Linked DNA regions of Homo sapiens: region 1 is linked to region 2. A link is a loop called in an ENCODE intact Hi-C map of the cell type or tissue named here. Cell type or tissue: psoas muscle. All regions are shown on one strand. Links, peaks and the distances in the headings refer to the core of each region. The heading gives the core; the rest is flanking DNA.

The links. Peaks named below come from ENCODE experiments on the same cell type or tissue, not always from the same donor. Only the 100,000 strongest peaks of a DNase experiment are listed, where the experiment ranks them.
Region 1: a loop joins it to region 2, with 8 times the contacts of the local background. A loop is called at or near these places in 107 of 110 quality-filtered maps.

What each region holds. Positions count from the first base shown.
Region 1 is chr3:51,999,062-52,004,430 of GRCh38, reverse strand. No RefSeq gene overlaps it. Among named protein-coding and RNA genes, the nearest start is that of RPL29, 5.9 kb to the right of the region's middle. In psoas muscle, for the core only: a CTCF peak has its summit at 2,777 (motif pointing left); DNase peaks (open chromatin) are centred at 2,010 and 2,750.
Region 2 is chr3:52,141,221-52,146,589 of GRCh38, reverse strand. It overlaps POC1A (POC1 centriolar protein A), which reads left to right. Exons shown (of 11, transcript NM_015426.5): 6 at 629-744. Among named protein-coding and RNA genes, the nearest start is that of POC1A, 11 kb to the left of the region's middle. In psoas muscle, for the core only: a CTCF peak has its summit at 2,117 (motif pointing right); a DNase peak (open chromatin) is centred at 2,139; H3K27ac peaks cover 131 bases.

The sequences.
Region 1 (5,369 bases), core at 141-5,140, 140 kb after region 2:
GCGCCCAGGACTTGGGCTGTGTGCGGGAAAGGCAAGAGCACCCTCTTCCGGCCAGGCCTTGGGGTCTTCAGGGTCGCAGCGACAGCTCAGGGAGGTCCGGATCAGCTGGGAGAGCTATGAGAGCAAATGCCAACCTTCACCCTCTCCAGCCCACTGTGTTCTCTCCACCTCCACCTGATCGCACAGGGCCTGCCTCATCTTCCAGGGAGGCTCCCAGGGCGCTCCTCCAACCCCAGAAGGTTTCTGGAGCCTGCTGGCCTGGCTTGAATGGAGCCCTCTCTGGTCTACATCTAGGGGTGCTGTGCCCACAGCTTCCTCCCCTCCCAGCCTCCCCGGCTCTGCATACCGTAGGTGCTCCAAGTGATCATGGCAGTAGCCCTGGCACAGCAGATACAAGAGGTTTGGGGCTGGGACCCCCTCCCAGGACCTGTCCATAGCTCTGTGTCTGCCGCCTCATGGGAATCTTGTGTAGCCTGTGTGGCCGACCTTGTTTACGTGGAGGTGGGATTGGGCCATTTAGCAGCCTCTGAGAAGTTGAGTGACTTGCCAGGGACACAGTCAAGAAAGGGCTGCCCTTGGGCCAGAACCTGCTGCCTGCAGCCACAAGCCCTTCGTGCTCAGGGGACACTCTCAATGGGACCTTTAGAATCCCCAGCCCTCTCAGAATTCTAGCTCCTCTCTGATCTTGCTAGAGTCCCGTGTGCCGCCCTAAACAGGGCCAGAACTCATTCTCCTTCCTTAGCCTATGTTGCGCTGGGGCCTGGGAGGGGGTTACTGAAGCACTAAGTTTAGGAAACCCAGGAACACCAATGGTAGGGAGGCAGGCACCTCTCAGGGAACAAAAGTGGGTGAGGGCAGCCAGGGGCTTTCTCTGGACTCAGGAGAGAAACATCAGCAACTGCCTTCCCATGGGGTGCAGGTCTCCTGTGGCCCTCTGTACCTAGCCACTCCTCGGGCCAACGGTAGCAAATGCAGCCTCCACCCTCATCCCGGCTCAGGCCTCTCTGGTTCCCTCCCTGACTCTCCAATACTCACTGTGTGCCCTTGAGTAAATTCCTCCTCCTCTTAGACCTCAGTTTCCCCACCCATTGGCTTAGAGAGGGGAACTAGATGATCTTCAAACCCCCCTGCTCCAGCGCTTGTTTCCTAAACTCCGCCAGGGGCTCCTGGGTCACAGCCTCTGTCTCCTGGGAGGGAGTGAGGACTGGGAGACTTGGGGCTTGAAATCTTTGGGAGAAGACAGCTCCCTTGTTCATTCAGAATAATTCTTTCAAAGGTCATTTCGTCCTGTCCTGTCTCCATCTTAAAGAGTTGTCCATCTGATCCCTAGGAAGGGGCGGTCCTGGGATGCAGCCAGGGCATTAACCCCAGGACTGCTTGGTGAGCAGAGAAGTCCTTTCTCCCCAGCCCGCCAAGTCTCTCTTTAGTCTGAGCTGGGAAGAGAGGGAGGGAGGGTACAGGCGAGAGGTGCATCCAGGCAGGATGGGGTTAAAGGAGAAAGGGAGCTAGAAGGGGGCTGTGGTTGCCAAGGCAACGACATTGCTGGGGCCATTGGAGCCTGCTGGGGAGGGAAAGGAGAGGGGTGTCCCTCCCAACCCTCAGCTTCATTCTTCCTTTTCAGATGCTCTTTGTTAAAAGGGAATCTCCGTAGCCTCCTTTTGTGGCTGGGAACAGGAGTGGGGAGAGATACTTCGGGCTTCCATCCAGCCCTGTCCAACACCCTCATGTCACCCACCTACCCTATCCCTTCCCTCCCATCCTTCCTAGCAGGTCGGTTTTCTGTGCTGCTGGACTTTTCTTCCATTTATACTTGGCCAGTCCTTGGCTGCCTGAGGCCAACTGACCCCAGCCCAGGCCTGCTCAGGCAGCAGCCTGCCCTCCACCCAAGGACACTACCACCTCCTTTGTAGGCCTGCTCTGGATGTGGCAGGTGTGTCTGGCAGAAGCAGGGGCTGGCACAGAGGATGCCCTCACTCTGGGCATCCGTTGGCCATAAAGGCCACGGGCTTCTCTCGTCACATGGCAGTCACTGTCACAAGGCCCCCTCCATGGCCTCATTGGGTACAAACCACCCCGTGCCCCCCCAGATTCTGGTAGGTGCCTGGACTGCAGTAGCTCTCCATTTGGCTGTGGGACCTCTAGCCAGTCATGCCCAAGGACTCCATCTCCCCACCTGTGAAGTGGGGTGATAAAAACCATACCCCCTCCAAAGGCTGCTGTGCGGTCTCACAATCAAACCCGCGGGCCTCCCAAATGCACAGCGAGGCTCTGGGAGGCTTCCTGCCTCCTCAGCCCTGGTGCTACTCGCCTCCACTGTGGCAGGCAGGCTCCAAGAGGTGAAGATGCTCTGCTGGTGAGTGGCAGTCAGAATCGAAAACCAAGTCTGTCTGATGCCAAAGCCTGTTCCTTTAACCCACAAGAGGCATCGCCCTTGGGTAAGTCTAAAGTGGGCCAGGAGGGGCTGTGCCCAGGGATGCCCACAGGCTCTACTTCCTCTGCCTTGAACCCTCTCTGGGGGAAGACAACTCACCACCACCACCAGGAACTTGGAGCTGAGGGAGACCTGACCCAGCCTAGAGAACCTGTTCAAAATAGACAGGCACTGAATCTGGAGGTGGGGGTGGTGGGGCGTGCTGAGAAGCGCAGCTGTGAAAGGCCTGGGAGGCTGCAAGAGTGTCCCGCCGGAGGGGAGCGGGTGCCTGTCTACAGCCCACCTGCAGCACCAGACTTCATCCGCGGTCCCACTCTGCCCCCTTGCGGACGATAGGCTCACATCCCGGCTCACTCCTGGGCTAGGTGGGCCAGGTGCGCCCCCAGAGGGAGATCAGGCCTGGGGCTGAAAGGGGCGCGCGCGCGATGACCTGAGGAATGGGCCGCACCTTCCAGTTTCTGCTGGAAATGACTCTCTTTTGACAGATACTGAGCACCAGCCTGGCGTTGCATGCAGCCCATGGCCCTTTCCTTCTACCAGGAGCTTTGAATCCCAGGCTCCTGGTGGGGAGTGAACTTAACTCTATTTTCCAACCCTGCATTCCACTTTTTTTTTTTTTTTTTGAGACAGAGTTTCACTCTTGTTTCCCAGGCTGGAGGACAATGGCGCGATCTCAACTCACTGCAACCTCCGCCTCCTGGGTTCAAGCGATTCTCCTGCCTCAGCCTCCCAAGTAGCAGGGATTACAGGTGCCCACCCCCACACCCATCTTAATTTTTTGTATTCTTAGTGGAGATGGGGTTTCATCATGTTGGCCAGGCTGGTCTTGAACTCCTGACCTCAAGTGATCCACACAGCTCAGCCTCCCAAAGTGCTGGGATTATGGGCGTAAGCCACCATGGCTGGCCCCCTCCATCCCATTTTTAAACCCCCAACCCCAGGGCATTCAATCGCTGCTGGCAAAACCCTTGTATCAGGAAGCTCACTACTGCTGGGAGCAGCCCATATTTTGGAGGGAATTCTGATTGCAAAAATGCCCCTTGTCCACGAAGCTGGCATTTGCTGTCCTCAGTCACAGCTCTGTCTTCTAGGGACACACAGAATCAGGTAGCCCCTCCCTCAGAAAGTTCTAAGCAGATCCAAAGTCCCAAAGCCCACCCCACCTCCACACTTCTGTCTTGTGGGGGTAAAACAACCAGATAAAACACCCTGGTTCTGACAACCTTCACAGTCCCTCTTACCTGAAAACACTGGTAGTCCCTGTATCTCAGGAACCTCAGAGGCTGAAGGGACCCAGCCCCCGCGAGCACCGCCACTTTCCTCCACCTTGGCTTTCTCTTGTTGTTCCTTGGATCTTGTCCTTATTTTTAGCATCCACTTGCCACTGATTTTCTTTCCCCAAGCCCCGTCTCCCTCACCTGAGGCCTTGTGGGGAAGATGCATGGATGGGACTAACAATGATTGAGCACCTACTGTGTACTTAACATAGTGTTCTGTGCTTTACTCAAATTATCCAGTTTAGCCCCAAGAGGTTATTACTATTTTTATCCCCACGTTACGCTGGGAACTGAGGCTTGGCAAGCAAGGCTCTGGGTCCAGGAGAAGAGCTGACTCTTATCTCTGAGAAATCCCTCCAGGCCAGCTGGCTTCTCCACCCTGATTCTGTCATCTTCCTGGATTTGTGAAATGTGCACATTTAACTCCTCAAACATGTATCAGGTCCCCATATACTCCTGGGACTGTGACAGGAACTGCAAAAACAACCCCAGGGGTCTCCAACCCCATCACTTTGCTGAGGAGACACTATGGGATCCTACTCGGGCTTTGAATTGGGTAATGGGTCTGGACAAGGCCTGGTCAAGACAACACCCTTGCAGGCCACATGGGTTGGGCTGATCACATCCAGCCCCATCCAGCCCTATCTTGTCACCCAGGCTCACATCTTTCTCTGCCTTGTGCCCAAGGCATTTGAGAGAGACCTGGCTTATGCTCTGCTGAGTCCAGATAGTGGCTCTGCCCAAGTCTACTCCATGGAGGAGGCAAGTGGAGCCCGGCCTCCAGGCAGATTTGAGATGGAGCAAGAACCACTCACTCATGGAGGGTGAGAGTGTGTCAACCCTAGAGGAAAGGTTAAGTTCTTTGCCTTTTTGTATGTGTGTGCCAGAGACTCCATTGACATATGGTGATATTTATTGACCTCTTCTCAAAATAATGTTTCAAAATATGTAAAATAGATTAAGATTACAAAAGATTTTCATGAGCAGAGAAAGATGTCCACAAATTATGACTAAATGCATAAAATCAGGTTACAGAAGAGTTCATATAGTGTAAGTTTCCATTTATGAAAGAGAGGAGTGAAAAAGGGAGGGAGGAAGAAAAGAAAGAAAGGAGGGAGGGAGGGAGGGAGGAAGAAAGGAAGGAAGGGAGAAATAAAGAAAACTATCCCTAGAAAGAATACTATCTTTATAGACATGGATGACCCTACCATCCATCCCACTTTGAAAAGCATGACAGGGACTAGGCGTGGTTGGTCACGCCTGTAATCCCAGCATTTTGGGAGGCCAAGGTGGGTGGATCACTTGAGGTTAGGAGTTCAAGACCAGCCTGACCAACATGGTGAAAACTCATCTCTACTAAAAATACAAAAATTAGCTGGGTGTGATGGCAGGCGCCTGTAATCCCAGCTACTCAGGAGGCTGAGCCAGGAGAATCGCTTGAACTGGGGAGGCGGAGGTTGCAGTGAACTGAGATCGTGTCATTGCACTCCAGCCTGGGCAACAACAGCAAAACTCTGTCTCAAAAAAAAAGAAAAAGAAAAGAAAAGCATGACAGGTCAGTGGCTCCAGGTCATGGTCCCCTTTGGCTCCTGGACAGGTCCCCTCAGGTCACAGCCAAAGTTCCTCATTCTTGTCACTGACTCCCCCTTGCCTAACAGCTG
Region 2 (5,369 bases), core at 171-5,170:
AAATTCTTGTTGGGTTCTTGTAGCAGATGGTGGCTGTTCATATTGTGCCACATCATCAGGAGAGAGAGGTGCCTACATTTGAGTAGAGACCCCAGCTTCTGCCCTTCTTTGTTGGGCTGGGAGCCACAAGGGCTTCTCCTTGAGAGGTGGACATGGTACCAGCCTGGGTATCACATATGGGTGTGGTGAGGGTCCTTGGCCTGTCTCCTAGAAAGGGGTGGGCCAATGGCCCTGTAGTCCTGCTGGACCTTCCCACCTGTGCCTCAGCTGGCAGGATCTGCCCTGCAGCCACCCCTGGGAAGGGTACCAGCTCCAACTTTGAAAATCCCAGGGGAGCCTGGCTAACTTTTGGGTTTGAAGATAGCTCTCTCAACTTGTATTGAAAATTGGCGGTGGGATGTGCTCCCTGGTCAGTCCACCTTAGTTTGTTGCTGGCCACTGTTCTCACCTTTTACTTCTTCTTGCTCTCCCTTGGCCACCTGGTAAACAAGTGTGACAGAAAGGAGGTGTCTGGGTCAAGGGAACAGCGTGGGCAGGACACAGGGATGGGGAAAGCACCAAATGTTTCTGGGTCCGTCCTGAACCAGGGCAGACCTCCTATAGTGCATAGTGGCCCCTGTCTTTCCAGCTTTGTCACCTATGTGGACTTCCACCCCAGTGGGACGTGCATTGCCGCTGCCGGCATGGACAACACAGTGAAGGTGTGGGACGTGCGGACTCACCGGCTGCTGCAGCATTATCAGTGTGAGTGGTGAACAGCCTCCTGGGCCCAAGGGCAGCCCTGGTGGGACTGTGATGGTGTTGGATGTTGTCCTGTGCTGTAGTGCTTAAATGGGTCTGAGATGGCCTTGGGCAGGAAGGTGTCCTGGGTTTGTTGGGATTCCAGGGGTGGGAGTCTGTGGCATGGCTGGCCTGGCTTGGAACCTTGGCCAGGAGATGGAGCCTGGTGCTACCTGGCTTCCACTGAGCCAGTCAATGCTCACCTCCGAAGTGGCAGAATCTCACACATACTGCAGGGCCAGATGGGGAGTCCTCACTGGGGCTCTGGTCAGGGCTTCCCTTGAGGACCACTTCTCAGGGGCATGCCACTTGCCTTTCCTGGTGATGGAGGCTCTGCCCTCCAGGGCCAAGGTGACAGCCCTTGACCTGTGGTAAAGGGAACAGGGCTGTCAGTAGAGGCCAGCATTGGTGGGACCGTGGCCACCTCTGGTCTTACAGTGTCCTCCGCAGATGTAGAGTCATAGGGAGGGTTGACTTAGCTAGGGGCCAGGCCCAGGATGGTAGCCCTTGGAAGGCAGGGTGGCGGGCAGTGGGCATGGGCTCATGTCAGGCTCCAGGTGGGAGTTGGAGGGCGAGGGCAGACTTAGACATGCCCAGGATGAGTTCGCTGAGAGTACTGGGTAGGGAACTGGCCTGAGAGCAAGTATGAGTGGGCAGGGCCATGAGGCGCCCCAGTTCCAGGGATGGGCTCAGGGAAGGGAGCTGGTGAGGGGTCATTGGAGAAACTGGGAATTGTGTAGCTGGCAAAACAGAGATGAGCAAGACTGGACCAGGGCCGAGACCAGGAAGGAGGCAGAGCTGGAGTTGTTTGAAGAACCGTGGTTGTTAACCTGGGACTAAGCTTAAAGTTCTTGGGCTCGCTTCCTTAAGCCACACCTGAAATGGGAAGGACATGGCTGGACACAGGTGTGGGGTTCCGACCCCACCCACCCCTGACACACACACACCCTTCCTAGCTGACTCCTGGTGTTCAAGTACAGCACTTTCTTTGGGGTAACAGAGGTGAGCACACCTTCCCAGAATGGGGAGAAGATCCTAATCTTGAACAGCACATGGTGGAGAGTGGGCTCTGCAGCTGGCTTTTAAAGCATTCCTGGCTGTGTGATATTGGGCAGGTCATTTGACTCTGTGGGGCCTCTGGGACAATGATGGGGCCTGTCTCACAGGAGGTGTTGGGAGGTTTAATGAGTTGTTTCATATCAAGAATTGAGAGGGTGGCTGGCACAAAATGGGGGGAAGGAGGTACAATGTTAGTGATGATGACAATGACACTGTCTTGGTCCTGTCTGGGCTGGTGAGGCCAACCTGGTTGGTTAAGGCCTGTAGTACCCTACAGCACCACCAGGTGGCAGGGGCCAGCCACAAGAACCTGTTCCCCCACCCCACCCCCCTCCATAGGAAGCCCTGAGGTTTGTTACCAATGCTCTTTCAGACAGAGGCTTCTGGAACAGAAGAGCAGTGGGGCTTGCCTCCACTTGGAGCCCATATCTTTCCTATCCTTCCTTCAGCCTTCTGCTCTGGGCCAGGCCTGAGTGAAGGGCTGGGGCTTGGGGATGGGGCACATCTGCCCAGCTGCCTGGGGAACGTGGGCAGGTGCAGAGGAGGGAGGACTTGGACAGGGAGAGATGGGAGTGGAAGGCGACGAGGCAGGACAGTGGTCAGGAGCACATGCTGTGGTTCCTTTCTGTAAAGGGGGTGGCAATAGGCCTTCCTCATGGCTTTGTGAGGCTCTGATGGGAAAAGCCACAAAAGGGTTATAACACAGGGCTAGGTATGTGGTTTGTGCTACATAAGTCCTGACACTGGGCAGAGAGGATGTCTAGGTGACCCTGGGAGGGTCCAGACCCATCTCTGATGGATCAGGAGCCTGGGCCTGGTGTTCATGGGTATAACAGCAGGTACCCCTTGGGAAGGGCCTTGGATGCCATCTCTGGCTCGGGGTCCCAAAGATGTGGCCTGATTGGCAGTGCTAGGACTAGCCTCGTCATTTAAGGTATGAAGGGAAGAAGGACATCTGAGAGGATAGCGGTGTCCAGAGCCTGCTGGGGTTGGGGGCTGGTGTGCCCCATGTGTCCCAGTGATGGGTAGGTGTCCAGCTGTGCCTGGTATCAAAGTAGGGGCTGGCATCAGAGTGGGGGATGGGTTGCAGAGGTTGAGTAGAAGCAGAGAAGCTGACCCTGTTGGGGTGGAGGGGCCAGCTGGACCCAGGGATCTGGGATGTGAGAATGGCTGAGGTCACATTCTGAGCCCCTATAATTGAGGGGCCACAGAAGATAAAGGTCCACAAAGCAGCCAGAGTGAGAGGTATGAACCCCGTCTCCAAGCATGGGAGAGCTGAGGAGGGCAGAGGCTGGGGAGTGAAGGAGAGTGGGGTCTTGTGAAGAGGGTTGTCAGGAGGTGGAGCAATGCAGAGCAGCCGAGGAGAGCGGTGGGTACTGGGGAGAGGGAGCTGGGGACCTGGAGGGAGCAGGCTTGGCAGAGGGCAGGGGCGGATCTCCATGATGGCAGGGTTGGGGAGGTGTGGATGGACTCAGATGAGCTCCAGGGGCTGAGTCCTGAGTGGAGCTGAGTGTGTGGGCTGACAGGCCCTGCTGGGAGATTGCAGTCTGCTTGTGCTTCTGGCCTTGCCTCTTATGACAGCCTCTCAGTGGGCCTGCAGTGTCTCATCCCTAAGCCACCCCTAGTGTAGATTGGAGGCTTAGCAGGATTTGGAGTACCCCATAAACACAGCCGGTTCCCCCTGAGCTCCCTGCTCAATGCCGTGGCCAGTGGTGGGTGTTCACAGGATAGCGGAGTCATCCCATAGCCTCTAGGCTGACCCTTAGGGGTGCAGTGAGCCAGGTTGATCTGAGCTCCCTGGGTAGGGGGAACATACCTCTCATCCTCTGCTGACGGGAGGACATGGCCAGGTCTGCTCTGGTCTTGGGGCTCCCCAGAAAACCTTTAGCTGAAACTAGGGGGAAACCCTCTACCCAAGTGGCTCCCCCACCCCCATAGGTGCAGTGGAATCTCTTTGGAGGCTCATTCCCCAGGAAGGGCTCCCAGTACTCTGGCAACAGATGCCTGATCCGCTTTCTGTCCCTGATCCCTAGGAAACCCAAGGGAAACCTACGGACACAGTGACGTGCAGTGTCTCCCCTAGTGACTCTGGATGGGCATCAGGCACTTCCAGAATGGCCTTCGGGTGTTGGACGCTGATGGGCTCTTGTGAGAGGATTTGGTTAATGATACTGCAGTGTGTGGCTAGCAAGCCCCAGCCTGCCTGCATCCAGCCGTCCATAGTTGTGCTCTATGAGGGCACTTCCTGTTCCTGCTAGGGTTGTTGGAGTTGAAGCCCACTTGGGGCTTTGGGCTATGGAGGCAGCTGGAGCCATTTGTCTTGCGCTGGCTGACTCTCCTAGGTAAGGAGTTTCTTGGCTCTGGCCTATCACTGCAGAGAGCAGTTCTGATTTCTCAATTCAGCAAGGATTTGGGCTGGTGGAGCCCTGGGAGTGCCAATCCCTGTGGTGGTGGGTTAGCTCCATATGCTCTGAGCCCACGTTAAGACTGTTCAGGCATCTGAGCAGCAGCCCCCATCCCAGAACCTGTAATGTGCTTCGTGCCTTACAGCACGTGCAGGTCCATTATCCAGTGACAGGCCTGGGTGGCCAGCAAAGTAGGTCTACCCTCCATTTCACAGATGCGGAGCATGCAGCCCACAGTCACACAGCTAGAAAGCTATGGGTCTGAGTCTCCACCTCAGGGCCTTTGAGTCTGGCATTCTGTTGACAGGCTCACGCTCGGTTCCTTGCACTTCGGTGACTCTAGTCATTTACTCTTCAGGCTCCCTGGGAGAGGTGGTCTCTTTGGCTGGCTGTCAGCAGGGCTTAGAACTCATAGAGTCCCAAGCTCTCTGTCCGATGGTCTTTAGTGCAGCCCTGCACCCCCGCCTGGCCTGATACATTGTCATGGAGGGTTTTGTCTTTTTTTTTTTCTCTTTCAGAGATGGGGTTGGGGTCTCACTGTATTTCCCAGGCTGGTCTTGAACTCCTGAGCTCAAGCAGTCCTCCCACCTCGGCCTCCCAAAGTGCTGGGATTACAGGCGTGAGTCACCATGCCCGGCCGGAGGGTTTTAAGTAGTTGCAGCTATCAGGGCAGGCCTGTACCCTGTACTGGGTGTTTTGAGACTAAAAGGGTTGATTGGGGTACAGTGGTGCTGTCCCACCTGATCTAGCCAACCTACTCTCCCACTGTCCTGAAGTGAGCATTTACACGGCATTTACACAGAGGAGTGTTTTGGGTGTCCTTTGCTGCTGGTATCAGAGCACTTTTGTGGTATGAATCCAAAGCCTCTTGTCAACCCAGAGCCACCGTGTCACTAGTAACATCAGTTGCGCATCGCAAGAGACCACCCTGGGGAAAATGAGCGGTCCTTTTGTGGAAGGATGTTGGGATGGGGCTTGGCCCTGGCATGGTCTCCTCTAGAGAGGAACCTCCTGCTTGGGCACCCAGGCTTTCTCTGGGCCCTTGGCTGGTTTGCAGCCCGTTAGGTAGTGGGCCTAGGTTTGCCCAAGCCTCTACAGGCAGAGCAGCATGGAGTGGGTGTACTC